2 separate regions of the Homo sapiens genome follow, and region 2 is linked to region 1. Evidence: chromatin loops called from intact Hi-C (ENCODE). Cell type or tissue: heart left ventricle. All regions are shown on one strand. Each heading gives the region's core, and the rest is flanking DNA. Links, peaks and the distances in the headings are about the cores only. Region 1 has its middle 67 kb from the start of LINC02250. Region 2 overlaps ATP10A (ATPase phospholipid transporting 10A (putative)).

Region 1 (5,376 bases), core at 142-5,141:
CTTTTTAAAAAACAGAACAATCAATACTTGCTATCAAAAAATAGAAGCTACACACTTAAATAAAAGATGTTGCCCATGGAGTCCCTAAAATTGTCCCGTGCGTCAGCGGCTGGGTGCACACCACACTCTGCGAAATGGTGATGCTAGGCCTCTGGCCCTTTCCTGGAATTCGCAGCCCCTCATGAGGAGCCCTTTGGAATGAGAGGAAAAATAAGCATGTGGACATGCCCTAGCCGAGGAGTGTTCTTTTAGTATCTGCCAATTGAGAAAATAGACAACGTACAAAGCTACTATTCAGAATGAATTCACCTTATGTTAATGAAATGGCCCTCTGCAGATGGCCTGGTGCACTAACCCTCCCTTCCATCTGCAGAGGGCCTGGTGCACTAACTAATTTGAAGCCACTTTGCAACTCTGTGGCTTCCTGGGGTCGGCAACTCACAGTTGGGAATTCCTGGTTTAGGGGAAAGAGCCAAGACCCCCTTTGTTCCATTGTGTGGACTTGAGCATTTTGCCTTCTAGCTGGTTTTAGGTTCCCCTGACTATGAAATAGGCATAAAAGCCCCTGCGTTTTTTTTTTTTAAACCTCACAGATGTTATTTTTGTGAAGACAATGGAAAACACTATTCTTCCACTCTGGGCAACATGGTGAAACCCCGTCTTTACCCAAAATACAAAAATTAGACAGGCATGGTGGAACTCACCTGTAGTCCCAGCTATTTGGGGGCGGGATGATGGGGAGGGCCGTTGAGGCAGGAGAATTGCTTCAGCCAGGGAGGCAGAGATTGCAGTGAGCTAAGATCATGCCACTGCACTCCAGCCTGGGTGACAGAGTGAGACTCTGTCTCAAAAAAGAAAAATAAAAAAAGGAAGAAAGAAGGAAAGAGAAAGAAAGAAAAAGAAAGAAAGAGGAAAAAGAAAGAAAGAAAGAGGAAAAAAGAAGAAAGAAAAAGAAAGGAAGAAAAAAGAAAGAAAGAGAAAGAAAGAAAGAAAGAAACTATTCTAAAGAGGAGAAAAATCATATTTCTAAATGCAAATTGTCAATATAACCCTTTCCATGAAATCTCAGAAGAAGCTAGGACTCCTGGGAGACAAAGAAGAAAGAAAATATGAATGGAAACATCATGGGAAGGCCAGTGATCAGTGATGGAGACACTGACCACAAGAGCCCCAGTGACTCAGCTCCTTAATAATCACCAGGCCCAGGAGCCCAGGAAGTTGAGACCACATGTGATGTGGAGGAAACTCGGCAGCATTGGGCTTAGGCGCCTGGCTCCGGGCACTGAAGGGAGGGCTGCAGAGATCATGGGGACAGGCCATTCCTCTTCTCCCAAGGACAGTCTGTGTTACTGCGGAAACGGGCCAGGGCTGCCCTTGAAGTCCTTGGAAATCACACCAGGAATGGCCTGACCACACTGGGCAGGAGGGAGAAGAAAAGGAAGCCCAGGGACTGGGCGGAGAGGGAGAGAGCCTGCCGCAAGGGCTTCAGGGCAGGAGGGGGCTTCTCATTCCCCGCTCAGCTCCTGGAACAAAGGAAAGCCCCGCCCTGCCGCCCTCACTCAGTCCCGTGTTCTATTTAAATCCTGTGCCCCATTGCAAGACTGCATTCAGTCTGCATGAGCCTTAGTTTCATAAAAGCCCCCTCACACCGAGGGGACAATGTTCAGAACTAAATGACTGCAGGTGAGCAATTCTCTGTATTATACAAACTGGGACCAAAGATGACTTTATAATAGTGGCAAGAGACAATCAGGCAGACTGGGAGGACCTTATAAATAGATTATAAGGCTGTGGTGAGTTTATTTTAACTTAAAAAAAAAACCTTCTTTTCTGGTATACCATAGTGAAAATGTAACAGTGTCTGGATGATCTATTGCAAAAAAAATTATCCTTTGTTTCTTGATTTTTTTTCTTTTTAATTCAAAAGCCCCAAATTTCTGAGTTTCCATGTTGAGGATAAAACTCCTTTTAGAAAAATTCTAAACTTGGAAAATAGTGAGGCCCTGATTAAAATGGCAGCTCATTTGGAAAAAACCAGAAAACAGCCCATTTGCTTTCCTGATGTCATCATCACCAGCAAGCATTTCTTGAGCTTTGGTTTGATACACAGACTGGGCCCAATAGAGCCGCTGGGCATGGAGGTGAGGCCGGTCCTCTGCATCCCTGAAGAAGGCAGTCTGTATATGCACAACTGTGCAGGCAGCACACTGAGGACACATTGGATCCTTTGGGATGTCTTCTGGGCTTTCCACTTAGAGTCAAACAAAAAGGCAGCAGGAGTACAGAGAGCTGGCTAGTCCCTTCCCCTATGTGAGGACCCAGTGAGAAAGTGCTGTCTATGGACCAGACGATGGGCCCTCACCAGACAGCAAACCTGCTGTGCCTTGATCTTGGACTTCCCAACATTCAGAATGGTGAGAAATACATTTCTGCTCTTTATAAGCCACTGAGTTTATGGTATTTTGTTATAGCAAATGGACTAAGATAATGACTTAACACTGGAACAAGCTGGCAAACGTGTGGTATGCACATGTGTGTGTGCGCTTATGTGTCCATGTGCATGTATGTGTGTTTATGTGTATCTGTGTGTGTGCACACATGTGTGTGCATATGCGCTTGTGTTTTGAGATGGAGTTTCGGTCTTGTTGCCCAGGCTGGAGTGCAGTGGCGGGATCTTGGCTCACTGCAACCTCAGCCTCCTGGGTTCAAGCGATTCTCCTGCCTCAGCCCCCCAAGTAGCTGGGATTACAGGCGTCCACCACCACGCACAGCTAATTTTTTGTATTTTTAGTGGAGACAAGGTTTCACCATGTTGGCCAGGCACAGCCCAACTCTTGACTATCCCAGTGTCTGCTTGGCTGTCTTGCGGGATTCCAGGGTCCTGTGAGGTGCTTTGTGCAAAGGGCTTCCACAACCAAGTACGAGCAGATGTTCCTGTGATGAGGGAGTCAGAAGGTTGCAGTTGGACTTTGCTGATAGAATCTCCATTCCTGGAAATGTTTTTCAGAACAACAACAAAAAAATAATCTGATTAAAAGATGGCCAAAGGACTTGAACAGGCATTTCTCCAAAGAAGACATACAAATGGCCGACAGGTATATGAAAACGTGCTCAACATCAGTGATCACCAAAAGGAAATGCAAACCTAAACCACAATGAGATATTACCTCTCAGTCGTTAGAATGGACAGTATCAAAAAAGTGGAAAACATATTGGTGAGGATGTGAAGAAATTAGAACACTTGTATACTGTTGGTGGTCGTGTACAATGCTGCCGCCACTATGGAAAATAGTATGGAGGTTCCTCAAAAAATTATGAATAGATTTACTATATGATCCAGCAATGCCACTTCTGGGTATATATCCAAAGGAAATGAGAGCAGGATCTGGAAGAGATATTTGCATACCCTTGTTCACTGCAGCATTAGGTGTAATAATAAAGAGGTAGAAGCAACCCAAGTGTCTACGGAAGAATAAGTGGATCAACAAGATGTGGTCTAGCCATAAACAGAATATTTATTCAGCCTGTAAAAAGAAGGAAATCCTGTCGCATGCTACAACATGGATACACTTTAAAGACATTATATTAAGTGAAATAAGTAAGTAACAGAAAAAGACAAATATTGTGTGATTCCACTTACGTGAGTTATCCAAATTAGTCTAATTGGGCCAGGCACGGTGGCTCATGCCTATAATCCCAGCACTTTGGGATGCCGAGGCAGGAGGATCACTTGAAGCCAGAAGTTTGAGACCAGCCTGGTTAACATAGTGAGACCCCATCTCTAAAAATAAAAATTTTTAAAAAGATTAAAAAGTAGTCTAACTCATAGAGACAGAAAGTCGAATGGTGGTTGTCAGGCACTGGGAGAAGGGAAAAATGGGGTGTTGTTCAACAGCTATAGTTTTGGTTTTGCAAAATAAAAAGGTTCCAGAGATCTGTTATACAACAATGTGAATATAGTTAACATTACTAAACTATACACTTAAAGATTGGTTGAGATGGCATATTTTGTGTTTTCTTTTTTACCACAATTAAGTTTTTTAAAATTTAAATGTACAATATGGTCTAAATCAGACATAATATTTTGGCTATATTTTAATTCGTAACAACAGAATTAGATCCCTAAATCTTAAATTTAGCTGGATAAAAAAATTGGATTCCCTAATTTTAAGAAAACTTAGGAGCGGAAAATTTAAATCTGGGAAATTTTATCCACTAATTTTATTTTGTTCTGCTTAATTTGAGGGAGGAAAAAGACTATTACCCATTGTAGTGGCAGATATTTTGTTCTAGTTCTAAGAAACCAGCTGAGAGCCGAGATTGGGAAGTCTTGATTTAGGGCAGGAATTCTCAACTTGCTGGGGCCCGCCCCAGCTGTCTGTGGGGAACCTAGGCACACAGGCATTTTTAAACATCCTGGTAATTCTGACTGGCACTCAAGATTGAGAATCGCTGATTTCCAGGAGCAGCATCTGCTCGTACTTGGTTGTGGAAGCCCTTTGCACAAAGCACCTCACAGGACCCTGGAGTCCTGCAAGACAGCCAAGCAGACACTGGGATAGTCAAGAGTTGGGCTGTGCCCAGCCAACATGGTGAAACCTTGTCTCTACCAAAAATACAAAAATCTAGCTGGGCGTGGTGGCGGGCACCTGTAATCCCAGCTACTCGGGGGGCTGAGGCAGGAGAATCGCTTGAACCCAGGAGGCCGAGGTTGCAGTGAGCCAAGATCGTGCCACTGCACTCCGGTGAGGGCAACAAGAGCAGAACTCCATCTCAAAACAAACAAACAAACAAAGAGTTGGGCTGTGGAAAGAATGCAGGAGAAGAGGAGCAAGAAAAGAATGCCTGCCTCCACAAACATAACACACGGCTCTTCCAGGTATGGCATGGGGCCAGGTAAGGCGGAAGAGAAGCTCACATTACCCAGGTGAGAGGAGACCTGTGGACAGAGAGGGGAAAGAGAAGAGCACCCCCCTGTCCTGGTTCCCTGCGGCAATGTCACCCTCACAAAGGATGGGTTGACTCTGAACCTATTTTGTCCCCAAATAGGTGCTCTCTCACAGTGGTTTTTGTTGTTGTTGTTGCTGTTGTTGCTTCTTTTAGTTTAAATTCTGGAACTGTACAGAAAAATTCAGTAATTCTTAAAATGCCCATGAATTTGTCACCTTTATAACATTTTCACAAGGCCTCATTCTAAGTGGTTCTAACAAATTCAACACCAGGTACGGAATCATTACCGTAGCCTATACACATACACATTCTATTCCTTCCACAACGGAGTGTGAAATCTTCAATCATGATCATTCGCACAGCAGCTCCAGGTCTCCCCTCGAGGCCCCTGGAGGAAGGAGGCACAGTACATTGGATCTGTGGATG
Region 2 (5,376 bases), core at 154-5,153, 65 kb after region 1:
GGCGGCCACCTGCACGTGCACCCTCGCGGAGACACCCCCACTCACTCTCTTGGCGATGCACAAGGTGCGCAGGCCTTCCGCCGCATACACGTTGAGGTAATTCTGAGTTTTGCTCCGAATCTTTTTTTGATGCCTCCCTCTGGCGTCAACTAGGTTGGAGAATAAGCAGAAACATGGGTAAGAACTGGCGCCTGTGGAATGGTCTTCAGACACTCCGAGATTTACCCCACGTCTGTTCGTTACTTGCGAATAGAGCACAAATTTTCATATAGAATTCAAAGCAAAAATGAGCTGTTATGTTTTAAAAAAGAGTCTCATCAATATGTTTGACTGTTTTATTTTATTTTTTTATAGAGACAGGGTTTTGCCACGTTGCCCAGGCTGGTCACGAACTCCTGGACTCAAATCATCCACCCGCCTCGGCCTCCGAAAGTACTGGGATTACAGATGTGAGCCACTGCGCCCTGCTGATGTTTGGCTGTTTTTAACATCCTTTGTTGAAATAAGCTCATGAAAATAAAAACTACATCAAAAGTCATTTGGCATCCTTTTGCCCAGCCTATTAAATGGAGGCTCACGTTCTTCCTGTTAATGAAAATTCTTACTTAATGGGAAGTGCACTTTCTATCCTCAGAAGAGTAGGATCCTTACAAGTAGCATTGCCAGATACAACAAACGATGTCTAAATATGGCATAGGACATACTTTTACTTAAAAAAGGATTTGTTTGTCTGAAATTCAAGTTTAACTGGACATTCTATATATACAGTTTGTGAAATCTGGCAACACTACTGACCAGTCATGAGGCCCGTGGCCCAGGAAGGATTATCTACTAATCTAAGTCCACCACCTGAAAGAGGACCCGGTAAGAGACCCTTTTACATGCCTGACCGTGCTGCATTCTCCACAGGGGTGACAGAGCCCTCAAGGGAGTGATCACTGGTTCTTGGAGGTGGAAAAATCTTACTCTTTTCTAAACAAAGTCTAAGTACACATATAGAACATAAACAGATACACAGCATATCTATGTTATTAAAAGGCCAGGAGGGGACAATTGAAAAAGAAGTCAGAAAAGACTCTTTATGGAGTTGATAATGGGGAAGAAAAACAGTTGCCCTAGAATCCTTTGCTTTAGGTATTTACATTTCCCGAAAGGATGATGCTCAAACTCATCTTTGTATTCCTGGTATCGTGGTAACACTCTTAGAAGATGCAGATAACCTTTTCCCAGAATCAGATTGTTCCTCGAGCAAAGCCGTGCCTAACTGAGGGGTTTTGGAATTGAAATACTCTTGATAAAGCTGTCCCATTGTCCTGAGAGGTGACATGTGGCGTGCACTGGGACGTGCGGTGGTACCGGGTGTGACACTGAGATTAACCACTCTCCAAAACAAAATGAACCGAGCCCAGGGAGGGAGGATGGGCCACTCGGGACCCTGGGTGCCCCAGACGAGGAGACGGCCCCACAGGTGTCTGCTTCTCAGGTGGACAATGGGGTGTTTCTTTGCAGGGCCATCTGCACAGAGCCTAGTGACAGGGAGCACCTGGCCCTGCCAGGCAGAAGTGGCTGAGCCCGTTGTCCTCTCCTGCAGACATGGACACACACCTGTGCCCCTTCTGGCGAGATCTGCCCCTCGTTCTTGGGTGACTTTTCCCTTACATGTCCTGCCGCACCTACCACTGGGCAGTCACTGCGGAATACCGAGGCTGGGCTTTGGAGGGTGGGGCCCTTGTGGAGGCTGGAATCGGTCTACACTCTGATGGGGGGTAGGAGAGGATGGGAAGAACTCAAGCTCCAAGGAGACCATCACCGAGGAGCTGGGGGAACCTCCGAAGGAGAATGTACTGGGGAACAGAGTGTGGATCCCTAGAGGCATTCAGTCAGCCCTGCTCTTCTCCACTTGCTGAAGTGATGCTGGGGGTGGCTGATTTCGAGCTGAAGGCATGGCAATTTTCACACTGCATTTTAGGCAACGGTCATGCAATATTAGCCCCTTCTTTCTGATGTTCCACAGCCACCCAAGTCCTGTGTGTCTTGTCTCCCTATGGTGACAGGAGGAATTCTGTGCCTGGAACTCAGCTCCTCGGGTGAGGAGTGACACCACCTGAGGGAGTGGGACCAGTGCTGCCCGGCGCCCCCTGCTGGGCAGGGACAGTCGAGAGCTCTGTGCTGCAGGACGCTGAGGCTGCATCTGGGTCGGGGCAGGAGCAGGAGGCTAAGGGGCACAGCTCCAGGTGCAGTCTGCGAAGATGACTCCAGTGCCCACTGACCCCAGACACAGCAGGGCCGAGACAGCTGCACCTGACAGTGGGCTGCACCTGATGTTCCCACCAGGAGACAGCTGGCGAGTGGTGCTTGCAGACCCACAGAGAGGCCCTCAGAGGGATGAGGGTAGCCTCTCTTCATGATTTTACCACGTGCTTTAAAATTGCTCCAAGTGATATTTCCATTTCTTCTAAGCTTTACAAGCGATATTTCCCCAATAAGGAGTTATCTTATTAAAATGGCAAACTAACGTGCAGTCCCTGCTTGTACATGCATGTACTCATCATGCAAAAAACATATACTGATTACTGCATGGTATCAATGTGTGAGGCCCACGCTAGGCAGTGGGCTACGGCCATCTCTCTGTCCTTGCTCTGGGAGAAGGCAGAGTGGCCTGAGGTTTACACCTTAAAGACCACTCCAAGTAGCAACGCCACCAAAGCATAAGCAAGTGGATCTTAACAAGAAGGAGCCAGAGACTTGGGAAAGGTACCGAGTGGACGCTGGACATCAATGTAACAGCAGGCACTGAGCTAGGGGCTCATGTGGGGACTTCCCGTGAGAGGCAGGCACTGTGATTTCCTTTGTAGATGGGAAACTGAGGCACAGAGTGAGTGACTCGTCCAGGGTCATCCCAGCCGTAAGTGTAGACCTGGGATTTGAACAGAGATCTGTGAGAATGGGTTGGGGTGGAGTCCCTGCTTGTTGCCTGACACCACACCTGCCAGGGCAGGTGAGCCATGGCCCCATCCTGCTGATATCATACAGTCACATCCACTATCTGCTCAGCCAACTCGGGCCTCTTCTGGTGAAAGTGTTTCGAGCCCTCTGAAGAGGGCATCAGATTAAGTCTGGAGTGGGACACCTCTGTGCCCTCCTCAGTTTGTCACCTACACACAGGTAGTAAGTTGATTTACACAGGCAGAGCGATTCCCAGGCACAGTGAGCCCTCTGCAATGAGTCTGCACCTATCCACACCCCTCCACCGCTCCCCAAGTAAAAGGCGAATGATCTGTGCATAAGGGCAGGCGGTCACAGGTGGGTAACTTCGAGGGGACTCCAGGGCCCTCCTGTAGTCGTTCTCTTGGGAAACTGCTGGGGTCTCTGAACTTCCTGAACCTTAACCTGCCCAGTGTTGACACGTAGATCTTCCCTATCCAAAGCTGACTTCATGCACTGCTTGGAAATTCCCAGAGGAAGGCGGAGATCAACACAAGCCCTTGATTAACTTTTCCTATCAATGTCATGGTTTTGATAAGGTGAGAGTTGAGACAATGTCATTACCTGGCCCTTCCATGATGCCATGGATTTGAGGTTCTTTTTCTTATCTGCAGTTACCTGGTTATGGGAAGCTCCCTTCCTGAGACCCAGAGCAAAGCCACGCTGACGATGCCAGGTCTGAGAGGCTCCCCGGCCTGGGCAGGGGCTCCCCTACCCCGACTGTGAGTTTGATTTTGAGTCGGAGGAGAGCATTGTGGATTGTCTTGTAACCGGCATCAGGTGCCTTCCCAACTTGCAGACAAACGAGGAAATCCCTGGCTCACTCAGGGGCCTCTGGAGGCCAGGCCACCACTGTTCCTTTTGCCATGGCCCTCGGCACCTGCTAGTGAACAGGCAGGGGGGCCCTGCCTCTTGATAATGCTCTATCCACTCTGGGAAGGTACCAGAAAAGCAGGAGTAGGAGAGTGAGCAGGTCGTGACGCTAAATTCATTCAATTGAAAGGCATCCAGTTTTCTGGGTTATCCTTGGTAATTTTTTGGGGGGGACGGGGTGGAGTGTGAAATGTGGTCCTTCTTTTATGAAATAATGGCTGATGGTATTAGTGAGACTTAGTGACAGCAGTTCTTTTTGTGTGTGTTCTGCTTTTGAGGTTTTTACTCATGTAAAAAAATATGTTGCCAGCAAAGACAAGCCCGGCAAGTGCTGCGGCCTTCCTTGCACAGCTCACAGGGCTCCCTGCTCTACAGGACTGGACAGGCCTCGCCTGCCAGCGCTGGGCAGCCCCCACATGCCAGGGCCACTCCATGCCTTCCCCTTAGACATCACCCGTCATGCTGTGAAATCTGAAGCCCAGGACCCCTTATGTTGTCTTGAACCCAAGGCTGTGGAATAAGAGAGATTTTTTTTTGCTGTAGAATGAAATCACTCAGATAATTGCCCTATTTATGTTTTTCTTTTGTGTGGATGTAAACAAGAATCGATTTTCAGAAGAAGCTTCCTAGAACTCAAACTGTGTCCATGAATTGGATTCTTTGCTGACTCCAAGGCAGAGCCACTGCAGTGGGAGAAAGGGAAGATCTCGCCCCGCGGTGGTCATCATCATGGAAGGTCATCCAAACTCCTCTCAGAGACACATTTGCAGATTTAGCTCAGCTGCCTTTTGGAGGTCACAGCTCTGTGATGGGGACATGGATTTCCTGTATGAAGCTCTTCCTCCCATCCAATTCTCCATCATGAGTGGTCCTGGGCTTCTGTGCCAGGGGTCCTCTCCTGAGGCACTGAGATGCTGGCAAGAAAGGCCAGTGGGAGGTAAAGTACTCCCTAGCTCCAACTCGGAGCTCCAGAAGGGAGCAACCGGCTTATAGCATTTCCCAGCAGCTGCTGCCCAGAGGTACTTCCAAGGTGCAGCAAATAGGAAGCCCGTGGCAGGCAGTAGAGCCTCAGCAGGGCCCCTAGGCTCCTGCAGCATCCTCACCTCCACCCAGTTCAGTTCCCTGGAGGTGAGGCTGCACTCCTCCGTCCTCTGAGCACAGAGGGAGAGGTGGGTGGCCAGGTTCCCTTTATGAGGGGGGCTCGGCCCTTCCCCTCCCAAGTGCCAGAACAGAGGGCAGTGGGGGAGGCCAGCATCCCTTACTTCCTGGGCCCCCACTGTGGCCCAAGGCAGCCCCATAAACTGTGGCCTGGATCTCTCTGCTGCACCAGGTCCACAGGGCAGGAAGAACTTTCTAGAGCTACTAGTCTAGATTCTCAACCTTCATTGTTCAAATTTAAAACGTGACACTCTTCAAGTATCCTCTGACCCCCCAGTTCTTGGAGGTGGGGGTGTGCAGGCATGGAAGTCCCCTGAATACTTCCTAGTCCAAACCCTTCAAACAGGCAAACACTGATCT

What was found. Peaks named below come from ENCODE experiments on the same cell type or tissue, not always from the same donor. Only the 100,000 strongest peaks of a DNase experiment are listed, where the experiment ranks them.
Region 2: a loop joins it to region 1, with 4 times the contacts of the local background. A loop is called at or near these places in 5 of 110 quality-filtered maps.

What each region holds. Positions count from the first base shown.
Region 1 is chr15:25,642,904-25,648,279 of GRCh38, forward strand. No RefSeq gene overlaps it. Among named protein-coding and RNA genes, the nearest start is that of LINC02250, 67 kb to the left of the region's middle. RefSeq lists an enhancer at 1-924. In heart left ventricle, for the core only: no CTCF peak of the experiment used is centred there; no DNase peak of the experiment used is centred there; H3K27ac peaks cover 462 bases.
Region 2 is chr15:25,708,152-25,713,527 of GRCh38, forward strand. It overlaps ATP10A (ATPase phospholipid transporting 10A (putative)), which reads right to left. Exons shown (of 21, transcript NM_024490.4): 11 at 46-149. Among named protein-coding and RNA genes, the nearest start is that of LINC02250, 130 kb to the left of the region's middle. In heart left ventricle, for the core only: a CTCF peak has its summit at 2,134 (motif pointing left); a DNase peak (open chromatin) is centred at 2,150.